Linked DNA regions of Homo sapiens: region 1 is linked to region 2. A link is an interaction called in ENCODE POLR2A ChIA-PET data of the cell type or tissue named here. Cell type or tissue: OCI-LY7. All regions are shown on one strand. Each heading gives the region's core, and the rest is flanking DNA. Links, peaks and the distances in the headings are about the cores only.

Region 1 (5,378 bases), core at 59-5,058, 780 kb after region 2:
AATATAATAGGGAATTCATATTTTACCCTTAAACAATGAGAAGCCATTGAAGGACTGTTGAGAAGAGAAGTGATATGATCAGATTTAGATCAACACTTTAAATTAGCAAGCTTCAATTGAGTGGAAGGGATTGAAATCAAGAGGGGTAATCACTGTGGTGCACAAAGAGGGATCTTTCAACTAAGGCAGTGACCCAGAGGCAGTGGGGTGGGGTTAGATTTCAGAAATACTTTAGAAGAGAATTTTTGGGGATAATTTTATAATGGGTTTAAGTAAGAGAAGTACCTAGGATGAAACCTAACTTTTTGGTTGGAGTAATTGGGTGAATGGCAGCAACATTTGCCAAGGTGGCGGAAAAAGGGGGAAGAACACATCTACAGGGGAATGATGATTCATGGATTCATTCACTCATTCATCTGTTCAACACACATTTAGTGAAGGCCCACTACGTGCCAGCACTGCTCCAGCGTAATATTAACTAAGGCGGGCAAAGTTGCTGCTGTCGTTGGGGGGAATAAAGCATTTTTAAAAGGAATAAGAGCTTTTGATGTTGAAGATAACATAAATAAGATAAATCAGGGTACAGCAATAGAGAGAGACAGGGAAAGAGGAGCCTGCAGGACAGGAAAATCCTCTTGGAAGAGCTTCCTTTGAGCTGAGACTTGTGTGGTTATCAGAGCACAGATATGCAAATATTAGAGAAGCATCTAGAAAGTGAACTGCAAATGCAAAGTCTTCCTGGTTGGAGTGATCCAGACTTGTGAATGTAATGAAGGTCCCATGTGCTTGGGGCAGAGTGGGTGTGAGGGAGGGTGAGAGAAGATAAGGAGGGATCTTGCAGGATATGACAGGAAAGGGTTAGGGCTTGGATGTTACTTGAATTGCAGACTCTCCCTTAATATATATGCCATGGGGTTCTAATTCCCCTTGTGAAGCAGTCTTCGGTTTGGCATGAAAGATAGTAAGTTTGAGGTGCTTGTCAGACACCTAAGTGGGGATGTTTACCAGACAGTCAGATGAACTTGTAGAATTTTGCAGAAATAAAAGAACTGGAAAAAATAGATTGGAGAGTTGTCAACCAACAGCATACAAGTGACAGTTAAAGCTGAGGGTGTGCATACATTTTCATAGCATGAGTGTGTAGAAGCAGAGAATCTCAAATTAGCTGCCTCATACGTACAGTGTGAAGACAGGCATTGTTTAGTGTTAAAAGACAATGCAAGATGGCCTATCTTTACTTGCAACATAAGTAGCTGGGCATCTCTCTTTTATACCTGGTTTGCTCTATGCATTTAAAAGAAGTACACATCCTCTGCAGGCATTTGTGTTTGATGAAAAGTAAGGAAGAGAAGCAGGTTAAAAATGGAGTGTTACTGTACACATCGCAGACTGGCCAGACCCTACATGATAATCTGGTGTGAAAGTTAAGTAGTGCATATATTCTAAATTCTATTTTACCACTTTAATAAAACAATTAATGCCTTACTCAGACTGTAAATTGCCTGTCAAATGTAGCATCAGATGGGTAAAAAAAGAAGCTAGCTTCTGTGTACTATATAGCTTCAGACAGTAGTCTTAACACATGGTGTGTATCTCAGCAGGTTATTTTCCTTAATTTTTGCAGGCTGTTGCTGAGACTTTAGCATTGATTCCATGTAGCTCTCTTACAGCAAAATTTCAGCCAAGTTGCTTTACTTTGGTAAAGGCTTCTTTAATTTATGTTCAATGTCCCACCTCTATGGAGTACTAATGATCTGTTTGTATCACTATATCCCTTTCCTTTCTTGTGTGTACGTGTACACACAATTATAAAAAATTTCCTAATTAGATACTTTGAATTTTGAGATAATAAACTCAATTGCAGATTTTTTTTTAAAGTTCTGTTTAGTGTTATCTTTCAATGTGTTTCTGCTGATGTAGTGGGAATTTCCTCTAAGCCAAACAACAAAGCCACACTGTGGCTCCAGTAACTTGGAAAGACCTGGAAGGCAATCTGGTTTATTCATCAATCCTGATTGATTTCTTTCTTCAACTCATTCCATCTAAGGAACATGTTTCTCATCCATTTAATAGATGTAACACACCAAATTAAATCAAGCTTTCCTGTCTTAAAATTTGCCTTGAAGTCTGTGATGGTGATCTTTTAGGTTTTCATGTATTCTCTTGAAGACTGAAAGTTAAGGAAATGTAAACAGAGAAAGCAGGATGTCAACATATAAGCACATTTAATAAAGGAGGATGCCTATCAAAGGTGATGATTTCAAATAGTATTATAGACTAGACAGATTCTCCCATCTTAAAAAGTGGGATAAATAATACATAAGCACTCTGCCATGAGGGGTGGTGGATTCTGACTGGTTACAAGTACAGCGTCTCTAGGGTCCCCTGGTTGATAAACACAGCATCCTCCTGCAAGAAGCATGTTGTATTCAGCAGGTTGAGGGAGTGGTCTGGGGGACATCCTGAACTTTCCACTGGGAGCTCTGTTATTGATTCTGGCATTTAGGCAAATTCCAGTGGTATCTCAGGTCCCCAAGTCTGAGAACAGGATGCTGGTAGGGACTCTAACTGCCTTTGGCTATGACACACCCTTTGGCAGACGCTCTCAGCAGTTGTCAGTTTCAGTTTCAGTGTGGAAATAGATGATTTATTGTCCCTTGAAAATTGGTGGTGGTGGAGGGGGGGGCGTTGGCATTGAAGGGGACCCTGAAAGACAACTCTCTGCAACTTTAAGAACATGGACTGGGCTTGAAGGTGAGAAAGCGTGCCTTGAGCTTGCTTCTAAAAAACAAAAAAAAGTTTCATTTCAGAATAATGGCTTTTTAGGGGAGTAGAAGACATAGAGAAATAAATGAAATATGAAAGTATTATGGGAAAAATACACAGACCAAAATTGTTTTGTGCATAGTATGTGCTCAATGTTTATTTGTAATACGAGGACTTGAAAATGGGTGGGAATGACCTTTACGAGAAAGAGACTGTTTTTATCCTCTGAAATTTGTACATTATCTGATAGAATTCAATGTAGCTAAAAGTTTGTCCACATAGAAATGCCTTCTTTTAGTTGTGAATTACATGGCATTGTACATAGTGAGGGCCCCATCTGTAAAATCAATTGGAAGAAAGTTCAGGAAAGAAATATCATTGATTTTTTTACTGTCTTGAATGATAGAAGCAGCCTGTGGAAAGGAAACATTGGATCAGTGGATGTTGGTTACTTGGGGTTTGCAAATGAGTTCCATGAATTATAGAAATCCATTTCAGAAATTTAACCCTAGATAAACAGTCTTAACAAGGAAGAACCAGTTCTTTTTATCTTTGAGCCATATTACTCAGCTGGGGGTTGGGGAGGTGGGTCAGTGAGAAATGTCAAATGACTAACTGCTATGTTGTGGACTAGATTCAGATGATCTTAATATCATTAAAATCCAGAACTATAGAACTTTAAGAAAAGAAATTATAGTCCATCAATTATTATTTTATATCTTATAGCTTCTTGGATTCATTACGGGTAAGAGAAGAAATTTAAGATTGTGAGGAGAAACAAAAGGAGATACTCCACATTCCACTTCCCACTTTCCCAGGATGTTTCTGGACTTCCTTGTGAGACTGATGAAGTATTGAGTCCATAACATAGAAACCAGGCTTAGTGATGTCCTTTTAGAGGTCTCAACATGAATGTAGTATGAATCTAGTATGAACTCATGAATTTTATGAATCGTGAATGTTGTATGAAAAACAATTAAGAGGCAGAGAGAGCATAAAAAATATACAAGAATGCGTGAGTTTCCCGCCTCTTTTTGTTTCCAGACCCTTCAATTTGCTATTGGAATTGGGCTTGTGGACTGGAGAGTTCCACAACTGGAGGCTTCTAGGTCCTGTGTGATGAGATTTTTCTAACTTGGTTTAGACTTCTTGAAAAAGTTACCATCTTCTCTCTGCACTTGACAGAACAGATGGAAGTAGATGGATGCATATCTACAAGAATCAAAGTACAGATGGAGAGTGGAGGAAATAGGGTCTTCATGTTATCCTCCACTACCAATATTGATAGAGTCAAGACAATAGGACCATTTATCCCATTTTTGCGGAGGGGCTACAAAAATGTTGCTCCCTTTGAAGTAAGGTTGAAAAAAATTCTGCCTGGGATCCAACCATTTCATCTTTGACTCTGCCACTTTGAAAGACCTAAGCACAGGCTTTGGACGCTGTCACTATGGATGTAAATAATTTTGTGTCCAGGTTCCCAGGCAGGCTGTGTCTTTAATTCTTAAGGTGAGTCGTCTTTCTTGGATGTTGGTTCAGAGGAGGATGTTGGCAACCCAACATGGATGTAAATGGAAGGTTCATGCGTTTTTTTTTAGTAGGGAGCTGGATGGGTGTTTGGGAAAACCTGGTCTTTGTGATATTATCCTCACCAGAGAAGGGGCTTAGATTCTGAGCTAAACTATGCCACACTAGCTTCAAAGAACTGCAAAACTGTCCTAGGATATTGGTGACTCCACTGTGTGGTTACCGTCAGGACAAGCCAGAACAGCACCCATTGGGAAGCTGGCTCTCCCAAGTGTGATGCTTGGGAAGCACCCTGCAGCCCCAGTGTGAGGCCTTCCTGAGCTTTTTGAGGCCTGACACCATCACAGCCCTTTGCCACCACATCTGGGCTGTGATGGTGTCATGCCTCACTCAACAAGCTTGCCTAGGCTAGGGGATACTTGAATAGGAGACTTTCAATGAATTTTTTAGAAAAAGATGATTTTGTTGAGGGCAGATTGTTCTTGACACACCCAGTAGTCTATTGGGGAAGGCAACAGAGGACAGTCAATACATCCCCATCATTCCTGCTACTGCACAGTTTTATTTATGAGACTTTGGGTCATATGAGGCTTGGCCAAGAAGACGTCTGATGGGTGGAGTGATACTCACCTTAACCACACCTCTGCTATGCTGAGACACCTCAAGGAGAATGTGTGTGTGGAGAAGGCAGGCAGGGATGCCACACCCTGAGCCTGCTTTCCTCCTTGCTGTGAGAACCTAAGGAAGAGCTTCTAGAAATCATTCCTGTTTTCCCAGAGGTCTGCCACTGCCTATCTTGGGATATATTTAGGAGGGAGAGGAATGACGCAGAAGAATGTTGTTCTGGGGAGTTAAAGCCTTTTTTTTTTTTTTTCTCAGCAGATATTTATCTGAAAATAGTTGAAGTAGTTCAGATTTCATGGGGCTTTGAACACATTGGCATATGTGATTTGGGCAATAAAGTGTTGGTTGTTTTGATGAGGATCCCATTAACTGCTCTGTAAATGAGATATGTTTTCAAAGGGCATCTCCTCTCTCTCTCCTGTCTTCTCTCTCTCTCTTTCTTTTGATTCTTTTTTCAGACT
Region 2 (5,378 bases), core at 87-5,086:
GATGAGAGGTGCTCTAACTAGAAGCCACTATTTCCTCTTCAAATAAGTTTTTTAATTTTTTGAATAGCAAATGGGGCCCATTTGTCAGCAGTAGATTGGGTCACTGCCCGGCTGATTGAATTCTTAAGGCCAACTGACATGCCCAATTAATGCAAGATCAGAGTCCCCCTCCAGGCATGACTTCAGACGAGTCTGTTTACCTTTATTTGGTGAACAGTGGTGTTAGCAGGGTCCTGTTGGGCTCAGGTTATTCCAGGGAGGTGAAGCCTTCGCCAGTTTAATTACATGCTGCTCTGGAGCTACTGTTTTGTAAAATGAAGCGCGGGTTTGTAACTGAAGACCTGTTATTTGGTTGCTTGGAAACTAGTGCATTTACTTCCCAAAGTTGTCACCAAACCCTTCTAGGGAGGCAAGGTGAGCTGCCACAAACCCTCCCAAGCCATTAATTTCTCAGGAGCAAGACATAAATCAGTGCAGCCAGAAGATAGAGAGTTTGGTGGTCACTGTCCCATTAGACACACCTTGAGTCCCTGCAAGGGCCATGAGCCTGTCTGCTCCGTGCCTTCCTCCCTGCTTCTGGTTCCAGCTGTCCATTATACCAGCACACCATTATTCACGTACATTTCCATGGACCACATCACCAGTGTAAGCACAGCTACTTATCTGGAGAAATCAGGAGTGATTCAGTGCCATTTTGCAAACAGAGAGACACGGAGGCCCAGGGCAGTTAATTGGAAGCCCAAGCAGCTTTAGGCTTCAAAGTTGCCCCCATTAGCACGTCTGGCTTCGTTAATGCCATGTCTTGCTCTTTGGTGTAAGAGGAAACATAGATGCTTCCCAGTCCAGGCTCATCTGTGGGACAGGCTGCTCCCACCAGTTCAGGAACTCTGCAGATGGTTGGTGTTTCGCGCTTCAGCCCCTGTTCCTCCTTGTCTGTGGCTAAGCCTGAATATTTTTTTCTAGGTCTACAGGTCAGTGAAGATCAAGTTATTTATGTTGTATTTTAATGGTCATAGAAATGGTCAAGAGCTATAGTCAGCCTGATACCAACCTATGCTTTTGGAAGCACTGCAATGACACTGATATCCTTTATATACTGGGTGTGTGTGTGTGTGTGTGTGTGTGTGTGTGTGTAAGATGGTCTCCCCTGTATTAGTCTGTTTTCAAGCTGCTGATAAAGACATACCTGAGACTGGGTAATTCATAAAGAAAAAGTGGTTTAATGGACTCACAATTCCATGTGGCTGGGGAGGCCTCACAATCATGGCAGAAGGTGAAAGGCACTTCTTACAGGGTGACAGTAAGGAGAAGAATGAGAACCAAGAAAAAGGGGTTTCCCCTTATAAAACCATCAGCTCTCATGATACTTATTCACTACCATGAGAACTGGATGGGGGAAGCCACCCCCATGACTCAATTATCTTCCACCAGGTCGCTCCCACAACACATGGGAATTATGGGAACTACAATTCAAGATGAGATTTGGGTGGGGACACAGCCAAACCATGTCACCCCTGTCTATAGAAGATACATTTCAGAGTGGTGAACCAGGCTGTGGCTAAACCATGCCTCTCTGGAAGTCAATTTCAGGACAATTCATTTGTGTCAAGGCATAGCCTGTCTAACCAACTCTTCCAGATCAAAGAATATCTGTGCATTTCTTTTTCTTTCTTTCTTTCTTTTTTCTTTTTTGAGACGGAGTTTCACTCTTGTCGCCCAAGATAGAGTGCAGTGGCATGATCTCGGCTCACTGCAACCTCCACCTCCCAAGTTCAAGTGATTCTCCTGCCTTAGCCTCCCGAGTAGCTGGGATTACAGGCACTCGCCACCATGCCCAGCTAATTTTTGTATTTTTTTAGTAGAGACAGGGTTTCACCATGTTGGCCAGGCTGGTCTTGAACTCCTGACCTCAGGTGATCCATCCACCTTGGCCTCCCAAAGTGCTGGGATTACAGGCGTGAGCCACTGCGCCCAGCCTGTGCATTTCTCTCTTTCCTCTCTCCCTTCTCTAATCTTTGGATCCTCCTTTCTATTCATTTCACTCATTCATTTCTTTATTTGTTCAGCACTTATTTATCACACATCTGCTGTGTTTGAGCCAGGCCCTCAGCTGGGTAGCAGGTGTGCAGCGATGCAACAGGAACACGCCTACAGGAAGCCTATACCTCCTCCACACTTACCTTCTCTTTCTGTCACTCTCCTTGGCTGACTCCTTCCTGCCAGGTGGGAGACAGACAGCATTTTCTTAAGCAGGGTCAGTTATTCTGCTCATGGGCCTGAGCACTCACTATGTGGCTTCCGGATTAACGGAGAGATAGAAGATGCCCAAGGCAGGCCCATGGGCCCCAACCCCCAGTAGTTTAGTGACTTGGTAGAGGAAGTGGAGTTATGCATATAAAACATCGAGATAAATAAAGGGTGCAGATGTGCGCCACTGTGCTAAACTTGGAGTCACTGGTGGGCTGGACAGTCTCAAAGGCCTTGAACAGGTTGGACGTGCCAGCAGTGGCACAGAGTGCTCAGGTATGAAGAGGAAGGCACAATTGTAGCGTGAAGATGGGAACCCCAAAGACTGCCCTTCCTGGGGTGGAGGGCATTGCTCAGCCCTCCTGAAGATTAGTCCTGTAGCAGAGGATTGTTGGGCCAGCCTCTCCTGTTGTCCAGGCCTGGAAAGGACTCTGGGAAGGAGGGAGAGCCCCAGGGATATCACCAGGTTAGAAGAATGAGGAGTGTCTGGATTTCTTGTTTCAATGATGGAAGGGAGGCAGCAGAAGTGACAGGTTGAGTTGGAAGAAAGCCACACCCTCTGCAGGAAAAGGAGGGTTGGTGGTGGAAAGAGGCTCCCCTCTTGGAGAGAAGAGGGAGGGCAGCCTCTGTGCCTTGCCCTTCCTTCCCCACCCCAAGTCTTTAACACCATCTCCATTTCTTTTGCCGATCACTGGTTTGTTGCATTATTTTTGAAATCAGCATGATGTGAGACGTTGCATTTTCCTTGATCGTTTGACATGTAAAAGATAAAAATCATTTCTTTGTAAATCACACATCGTTTTTTCTTATAAATCCTCAATTGCAGTTGGCCTCAGCGTGGCTGATGAGCACATTACCGCACAGTCTTTTTTTTATTAGGAATCTGAGCCTGTGCACTTTATCACCCATTGTCCTGTCTTGTCCCTGCTGTGTAACTAGAGATGGCCCCAGGAAACTTTAAAGGTAATCCATCCTACCATGGAGCTTCTCAGCTGCAGGCTCTCCTCCTGCAAGGTGAGCCTGGAGGGCCAGGTATGCTGTAACCCCCCCATTTCCTCCTCTGGGTCAGCTCCTATAGAACACGAGGCACGAAGTGACTCTCAGTGCACACCTCTGCTCATGGCTCCTCGTCATTCCCTAAAATATGGGGCTGTTTAAGGATTTTTTTTTTTTTTTTAGATAGGGTCTCGCTCTGTTGCCCAGCTCAGGCTGGAGTGCAGCGGCACGATCTCGGCTCACTGCAACCTCAGCCACCCAAGTAGCTGGGATTACAGGCATCGCCGCCACTCCCAGCTAATTTGGTATTTTTAGTAGACACGGGGTCTTGCCATGTTGCCCAGGCTGGTCTTGAGCTCCTGACCTCAAGTGATCTGCCTGCCTCAGCCTCTCAAAGTGCTAGTATTAGAGGCGTGAGCCGCTGCACCTGGCCAGGATTTTTTTTAAATAAGCAACACGCACATAAAAAAAAAAAAAAGTATAGAAATGGTACCTGGCATGTCGTAAATGCTAAATGATGTTGCCTATTACTTTTTAACATCATTAAGATTCATTATAACCAAAGTGTGTCCTAGAATAACCTCCTACGGTTTACTCGTGTGCAGAATGTGGATGAGAAGGCCTGCCTGCCTGCCTCAGAAGTGCAAGCTGTGCATGTGTTCACCATCAGCAGGAGCTTATTACACATGTATTGAATGACTAACATGGGCTGTCAACTGTAAGCCCTGACAAATTCGAAGGTGTTTGTTGCTGTGCTTCCGAATGCATAGTGCTGGTTCTAAATGTGCTTGTTGCCTTGCAGTGCATTTATTGGGCATGTTGCTCTTTTGGCCTATGTGGTGATGTTATCAGCCCAGGTCCTCTGAGAAGCAGATTCCAAGAAGGGATTAGACCTGCATGAGATGAGATTGACTGGGAGAAAGACCTGAGAAGGACCAAGGGGAGGGAGCAGGAGCTGGCAGACTGCCGTGCAGGTCTGACACCCGTGAAAGGAGAGGGGGAAGGAAGGAGGCCTGGGAAGAAGAGCCGCCAATCACAGCAGATTTCTAAGAACATTAGGTCAGGCTGAAGGGAGGCCCATGAGCCAAAAGTGTCCTCTAAAAGGAGTGCCACATCCCACTGGAATGGGCCTACAACCATCAGCACTATCTGGCTCCCGAACTTTTTTATCTTCCCAAACTGAAACTCTACCTCCATGAGACACCAACTTCATTTTCACCTTCCCAGCCCCCTGGAAACCAGCATTCTACTTTCTGCCTCTATGAATTGACTACTCTAGGAGCCTCACATAAGTGGATCAGACAGTATTTGTTCTTTTGTGTCTGGCTCATTTCACTTAGCATAATGTCCTCAAGGTTGTGAACCCAGAAAATCTGAGACAGATCTCAGTTAATTTAGAAAGTTTATTTTGCCAAGGTTGAGGACGAGCCCGTGACACAGCCTCAGGAAGTCCTGATGACATGTGCCCAAGGTGGTCAGGGCACAGTTTGGTTTTATACATTTTAGGGGGACATGAGACGCCAATCAATAGATGTAGGAGGTATATTGGTTCAGTCTGGAAAGGCAGGACAACTTGAAGCAAAGGCAGGGAGACTGGAAGCCAGGGGGAGCTTCCAGGTCACAGATAGGTGAGATACAAACAGTTGCATTTTTCTGAGTTTCTGATTGGCCTTTCCAAAGGAGGCAATCAGATATGCCTCTAATGGCCAGGCTCGGTGTAATCCCAGCACTTTGGGAGGCCGAGGCAGGCAGATCACAAGGTCAAAAGATTGAGACCATCCTGGCCAACATGGTGAAACCCTGTCTCTACTAAAAATACAAAAATTAGCTGGGTGTGGTGGCACGCACCTGTAGTCGCAGCTAATCGGGAGGCTGAGACAGGAGAATCACTTGAACCCAGGAGGGGGAGGTTGCAGTGAGCCGAGATCGGGCCACTCCACTCTGGCCTGGCAACAGAGCGAAACTCCATCTCAAAAAAAGAAGAAAAAAAAAAAAGATGCATCTATCTCAGTGAGCAGAGGGGTCACTTTGAATAGAATGGGAGGCGGGTTTGTCTTAAGCAGTTTCCAGCTTGAGTTTTCCTTAACGATTTGGGGGCCCAAGATCCGTTTCCTTTCACAAGGTTCATCCATGTT

Evidence for each region. ChIA-PET counts read pairs that join two places held together with the same protein. Peaks named below come from ENCODE experiments on the same cell type or tissue, not always from the same donor. Only the 100,000 strongest peaks of a DNase experiment are listed, where the experiment ranks them.
Region 1: POLR2A ChIA-PET joins it to region 2 with 10 read pairs; 1 of 35 experiments calls an interaction of 5 or more read pairs at or near these places.

Annotation. Positions count from the first base shown.
Region 1 is chr17:71,985,036-71,990,413 of GRCh38, reverse strand. No RefSeq gene overlaps it. Among named protein-coding and RNA genes, the nearest start is that of ROCR, 38 kb to the left of the region's middle. In OCI-LY7, for the core only: no CTCF peak of the experiment used is centred there; a DNase peak (open chromatin) is centred at 2,593.
Region 2 is chr17:72,769,401-72,774,778 of GRCh38, reverse strand. All of the region lies in intron 6 of SLC39A11 (solute carrier family 39 member 11), which reads left to right. Among named protein-coding and RNA genes, the nearest start is that of LINC00511, 130 kb to the right of the region's middle. In OCI-LY7, for the core only: CTCF peaks have their summits at 2,541 and 2,800; DNase peaks (open chromatin) are centred at 2,248 and 2,818; H3K4me3 peaks cover 1,753 bases; H3K27ac peaks cover 4,171 bases.